Regions from separate parts of the Homo sapiens genome. Here region 2 is linked to region 1. Evidence: chromatin loops called from intact Hi-C (ENCODE). Cell type or tissue: heart left ventricle. All regions are shown on one strand. Links, peaks and the distances in the headings refer to the core of each region. The heading gives the core; the rest is flanking DNA. Region 1 overlaps HTR2A (5-hydroxytryptamine receptor 2A). Region 2 has its middle 5.5 kb from the start of ESD.

Region 1 (2,919 bases), core at 326-2,825:
CTGATATGGTCCAAACAGCAATGATTTTCAGAAATGCCTTAGTTCTGGAGTTGAAGCGGCTGTGGTGGATGGGATTCTGGATGGCGACGTAGCGGTCCAGCGAGATGGCGCAGAGGTGCATGATGGAGGCCGTGGAGAAGAGCACGTCCAGGTAAATCCAGACTGCACAAAGCTTGCTCGGCAGAGGCCACCGGTACCCTATGAGGCAGAAGGTTGGTGTCAGTGAGCAACCCTGTGCCTCCTGGAGCACATGTATCCCTATCCTATGACAATTTCCAGCTCTGGGACAGGCACAGGTGGTGGCAAAGGGCAACACAATATATTTTTAGTATTTGAAAAAAGCCCACTGGCAACTGTACTTAACTATGATAAGCTAGCACTGGCTGATGAATGCAGGGTTTGAAAATTTCTAGTGTCTGGAGTTATGTGAGTGTGGCACGGTAAGCTTGGATGGTCTCTATTTGGGGGTTCTCTTTCTTCCCCCTTACGCCTGGCAAAACATTTCTTTTGTTAATGGCTTATGTCAAAATTTGTGTTTTGGCTCCTCTTCTGGAGCACCTCTCACACTGTACTGTCAGGATTTAGTCACATATTTCTCTGGATTGTATTTCCCTAAGGTTAGTCTCACCTCTTAGTCATTATTATAACCATCCAGTCCCATACAGTGATGGCAATAAATTGCATTAGTGCAAATGACTAAATGACTAAAAATTCAGATTGTGAATATGTCTGTTTGTAAAAATGAAAAATAATGATCTAATAATGCTTTGGGTGCCAAACTCAAATTTGGGGTATGTGTAGGGAGAGCTGAAGACAAGGGTGAAGAAAAATAAAGAAAGGTGTCCTTGCTCTGAGCTTTGTTTTAGGGAGGCATTTCTCAAACTTTAGTGAGCATCAGACTCTGCCACACCTCTTAAAACACACACTGCTGGACCTCCGTCCAGAGGTTCTGATGCAGTTAGTAGGGAGCAGGCTGTAGAATTTGCATCTGAATTAGCAAGCTCCCGGGTGATGCTGATGCTGCTGGTCCAGGGACCACGCTTTGTGAATAGCTGCTTTAGGGTAGTGGCTCTCACCCCTGGCTGCACATCAGTATCAGCTGGAGAGCTTTAGAGAAGGTCCTGATGCCCATGCCAAACCCAGCCCAATTAAATCATGTTTGGAGGGTGGGCTGAGGTGGACATCAAATGTCAAAGCGTTTGCAAAGCTTTTTCCAAGCTCCCCAGACAATTCCAATGTAAGAGATACTGCAGGTCACCTGCTATATGAGGAAGGTTAGAGTGTGCTTTATGGACATAAACAAAGTGTCCTGGTTTTGTGTTTTGGAGGGGGATTAAGCAGTTATGTAAACCTTAATTAGTTTTGATCACAGTATAAGCAGCGGAGTTAGATCTGCCTGCATGTAAGAAGGAAAATTTTAAAGTCCACTTTTCTTATTACAGACCCACAAAGCCGAACAAACTCCAACGCAAACGTACACTCTCTACCAAAATGCCACAAGGGATATTTAGACAAGTAAAGGGCGTAGGTACAAGCCTAATTTACAGCCATTCACATGTATTATTTGCAAAGAGCTTGAGCCGAAAGGAAAGCCTTTTCCTTTGCAGCGCCTTATGGGGGAAGCCACGCTCTGTCTGTTCGGAACAGATGTCGGCCCTCGGAGGGGTTTCTCTGCCAGGAGGCGGCCCAGGCCTCAGTCCGTGTTTCTGATGCGGGATAAGGAGGGGGCATTTCCTTGTGGGAGAAGCCCCATGCCCCACGCCCCGTGGGCTGGGGGAGGCTGGAGGAGCAGCCTAGGGAGGGGCGGGGCTCCGGAGGGAACGGGCTGCTCTCAGAGCGGCGGCCGCCAGGGGGCGCCCTTGCTCCCCAAGCGGGTGACGCCGGGGGTCACCCCACCCTCCAGCCTCTGTTTTGGGTCCCGCTCTGTCACTCCTCCTACCCCCACTGGAGTTTGCCCCCTAGGGGAGGGGGTTTGGGAAGCGAGAATCTTCCCCGGGATGCCGGGGAAAGGGCAGGCAAATTAAATGAAATCATTCCGGTGTGGCATTTAAATGGTCAAGTGAAGGCTGGACTTGGAATGAGTGTTACTAGCTTTGTGCAAACTGGCGCCTGCTCGCCCTTGCGTACCGCCTTCCTCCTTCACATTCTCTAGGGCTGGGTTGATGTTTTTTAATCTTAGCCCCTAAGACTTGACCAGAAAATTTCCCTTTAAAGATAGCTATCATAACCTGTCTCTAAGCTCTGAGTGACTGCTGCTTGTGCCTGTGTCAGCAGTCACAATAGTCTCTCCTTTAAGGAGGTATCTGGCTGTATTACTCATAATTTGGAAAGAATATCACATTCTGGTCCCTTGCTGAGAGGTCTGACTGTTTCAAACTCTGTTGAGAAGAAAGCAAGATTAATCCCTTCCCATTTGTTTCCCACCCTCCTCCAAACCAGACTGGAGGAGTTTATGCATATGCATTTTCAAAGAGTTGAGGATATAATTCAAAGGCACATTTCCAAATTAGCTTCTCTGGGCAGGGAACAATTAAAACTGGAGTAATTCATTTATTCTAATTGAGGTTCTGCATATTTTAACATAAAACCTATTGCACCACTAATGTTCTCTCTGCAAATGTTCCAAAGTAATTGGGAAGGCTTTATCACTCCATTAAAAGTGCTGAAAACTGTGTGACAAAGATTAAAACTGTTCTGTCCTGAAGGCTGGAATATTGGTTGGGAATATAAAGAAGCAAAAATCAAGTAGATTCAGAATGATGGGTAAGTTATTGGTTTATGACTGTATGGGGTAATTTATAAAAATTTCTACATTAAATGTACATGTTTTGAAGCACAAAACTCTCCAATGATCATTTTTACACAGGATGTACGCGTTTTGAAGCACAAAACTCTCCAGTGATCACAGGTCATAGACTG
Region 2 (2,919 bases), core at 287-2,786, 91 kb before region 1:
CTATCTATCTATCTATCTATCTACAGTCATGAGTTGCTTTATGACAGGGATGTGTTCTGAGAAATGCATTGATAGCTGATTCTGTCACTATGGGAATATCACAGGGTATACTTACACAAACCTAGATGGTATAGCCTTCTACCCACCTAGGCTACATGGTATAGTCTGTTGCTCCTAGGCTATAAACCTGTACAGCATGTTACTGTACTAAATACTCTTGGCAACTGTTACACAATGGTGTTTGTGTATCTAAACACAGCTAAATACAGAAAAGGTAGAGTAAACATGCAGTATTACAATCTTATGGGACCACTGTAGTGTATATAATAAGTTATTGACCAAAACATTGTAATGCAGCCCATGGCTGCATCTGTACACACACATGCTCAAAATATTACTGTTAAGAAACACTTGCTATGTGCCAGGCACTATGAATGAAGATGACATTATTACCAAGTTATCCCTCCAGGTTCATGAGCTACAGCTCCCTCATAATTCCATCCTATGCTGAAGCTGTATCAAGCTACTTCCCTCCTAATTATAATCTAAACACCCCATGCTCTTATACCATCATGATTTTGCACATGCTGTTCCTTTTGCCTATCCCACAACACACTTCTCACCATGCACAATTTACCTTACAAACTTACATGTTTTTCAGTTCCCAGCTCAAATGCACATTCCCCAAGGAAACTTTTTGAACTGCTTAGATAAAGCTAAGCACTCTTCAGTGCACCTTTAGCCCTTGTACAGCCACACCTCTATTGTGGCACCTAACATTGCATTGCAATTTTGAATATAAGTAAGTTTCTGAAAGGCAGGAGCTGAGTCATATCCTAGCTCTAATACTTGCAAATCGTAGGCACACAAGTGGCTTTAGAATTCATGAAAGGTTACTATGGTCTGGGTATTTGTGTCTCTCCAAAATTCATATGTGGAAATTTAATCTCTAATGTGTTGGTGTTAAGAGGTGGGGCCTTTTAGAAGTGATGAAGTGATGATAGTGGATCCCTCATGAATGGGATAAGCACTCTTATAACAGAAGCCCTTAACCGACACTGAATCTGCTGATGTCTTGATCTGAGACTTTCTAACATCCAGAACTGTGAGCAGTAAATTTCTGTTGTTTATAAATTATCTAGTCTAAGGTATTTTGGTATAGCAGCCCAGTATGACTAAGACAAAGGTTTAGTAATTATCATGTTTTCAGGATTGAAATACGTTTTTTTATTGTTTATAGAATGCAGAAGTAAATTTTTATTTTCTTTCCATAAAAGAACATAAAGGAAACAAAAGCTTAGCATATAACAGTGATGCTATCCATTTGTTAGATGGTTAACATTTTTGACAGATTATGAAATCAACATTTAAAAATATCCCTTTTGAGTTATTCAACAAAGCTGGACGCAAACATCCTTGTTTAAATTGCTAACATTATTCTCTTGTACTTTTTCCCCTAATTGCAAATTTGTTTTTACATTTCTCAGTTTAATTGATTTTCTCACAGACACATGTACTCAGTCTATTCATAGAAACATTTTCCTTAGGTTTGCATACTAATTTATTTCATAACCCAAAATAAAGTTGTTTTACAGTTTTGAAATAAAGCAATTTGCCCTTTTAATTTACAGATTAAATACTGCTTTAAATATTAAATCATAAAACGATTTTTTTGGAGGGAAGTGATGTTCTAGTTACCTACTGCTTTGTAACTAGCCACACCAGAACTTAGTGGCTTAAAGTGGCAATTGATTATTATCTCTCATGGGTCCAGGGGCTGACAGGCTTAGCTGGTGCATCTCATTTGTGGTTCTTCATCTAGTTGAAGTCAGATGGTTGGAGGTTGAATTGCTGATAGCTTCTTCAGTTTCCTATCTGGTGCCTGGGCTGGAATGGCGGGAACAACTGGAGGCTGCTGGAGCACCTTCTCTCCACCTGGCTAGCTTGGATTTCCTCACAGCATGGTAGTCTCAGGGTAGTTGGACTTCCTACATTAGGTCTGGCTGCCCCCTATCAAGCATTGCAAGAAGCCCCGGCAGAAGCTGCAACACTTCTTATGACATAGTGGGTAGGGAAAACTCTCTCTGTTTTTCCTCTACTCTCACACCACAGCAGTTGTCAACACAGAAGTCTTCTGTGACCAAATGTGTGGGTTTTGTTCCCCACACACCAAGCAGCAGACACCAGCTGGGTATCCTCTAATTTGGTTCTAACACTATCTACCTGGAGATAGTGTCAGAACCCACCGTCGCAAGTCTAGGCCTCCAGAACTTTTGACCTACCTGCTTCAAGTTGGGATCCCCATGACCTCCTCTTTGGGTTCAATTAATTTGCTGGAGTGGCTCCCAGAACTCAGGAAAACACTTACTAATGTTTACCGTTTTTTAATGAAAGACATTGCAAAGGATACAAATGAAGAGACACATAGGGTGAGGTATGGGGGAAGGGGTTAGGAGCTTCCATGCTCTCCCTGGGTGAGCCATCCTCTAGGAACTTCCACGTGTTCAGCTATCCGCAAGCCCACGAAACCCTATCCTCCTGGGCTTTTATGGACACTTCATGACTTCAGCATTTCTTCCCCCAGGGAAAGCATGGGACTCTTTCATGGGAGCGTCTTAAGACCAACAGTCAGACCAATGGGGGAAACATTAGAATGAAAGGAGGGCAGGTGGCCTGCCCCTGAGTCCTAACACACCTGATATTCTAACACAAGACTGTAACAAGGGCTGCAGGGGTTAGCCAGGAACTGTGGACAATAACCAAGAAATATCATAACACCACACATAGTCTTGGAAATCCCAGAATGTCATTTCTGCCATATTCTATTGCCCAAGCAAATCACTAAGGCCAGCCCAGAGTCCATCGGAAGGAAGCAATGACATCTATGTGCTGAGAAGGAAGGAGTAGATGGAAGTCATC

The links. Peaks named below come from ENCODE experiments on the same cell type or tissue, not always from the same donor. Only the 100,000 strongest peaks of a DNase experiment are listed, where the experiment ranks them.
Region 2: a loop joins it to region 1, with 5 times the contacts of the local background. A loop is called at or near these places in 4 of 110 quality-filtered maps.

Annotation. Positions count from the first base shown.
Region 1 is chr13:46,892,393-46,895,311 of GRCh38, forward strand. HTR2A (5-hydroxytryptamine receptor 2A) reads right to left here. Exons shown (of 4, transcript NM_000621.5): 3 at 1-198. Among named protein-coding and RNA genes, the nearest start is that of HTR2A, 3.2 kb to the right of the region's middle. RefSeq lists a silencer at 1,762-1,971. In heart left ventricle, for the core only: CTCF peaks have their summits at 1,852 (motif pointing right) and 2,054; a DNase peak (open chromatin) is centred at 1,839; H3K4me3 peaks cover 1,903 bases; H3K27ac peaks cover 428 bases; H3K27me3 peaks cover 672 bases.
Region 2 is chr13:46,801,245-46,804,163 of GRCh38, forward strand. No RefSeq gene overlaps it. Among named protein-coding and RNA genes, the nearest start is that of ESD, 5.5 kb to the left of the region's middle. In heart left ventricle, for the core only: no CTCF peak of the experiment used is centred there; no DNase peak of the experiment used is centred there.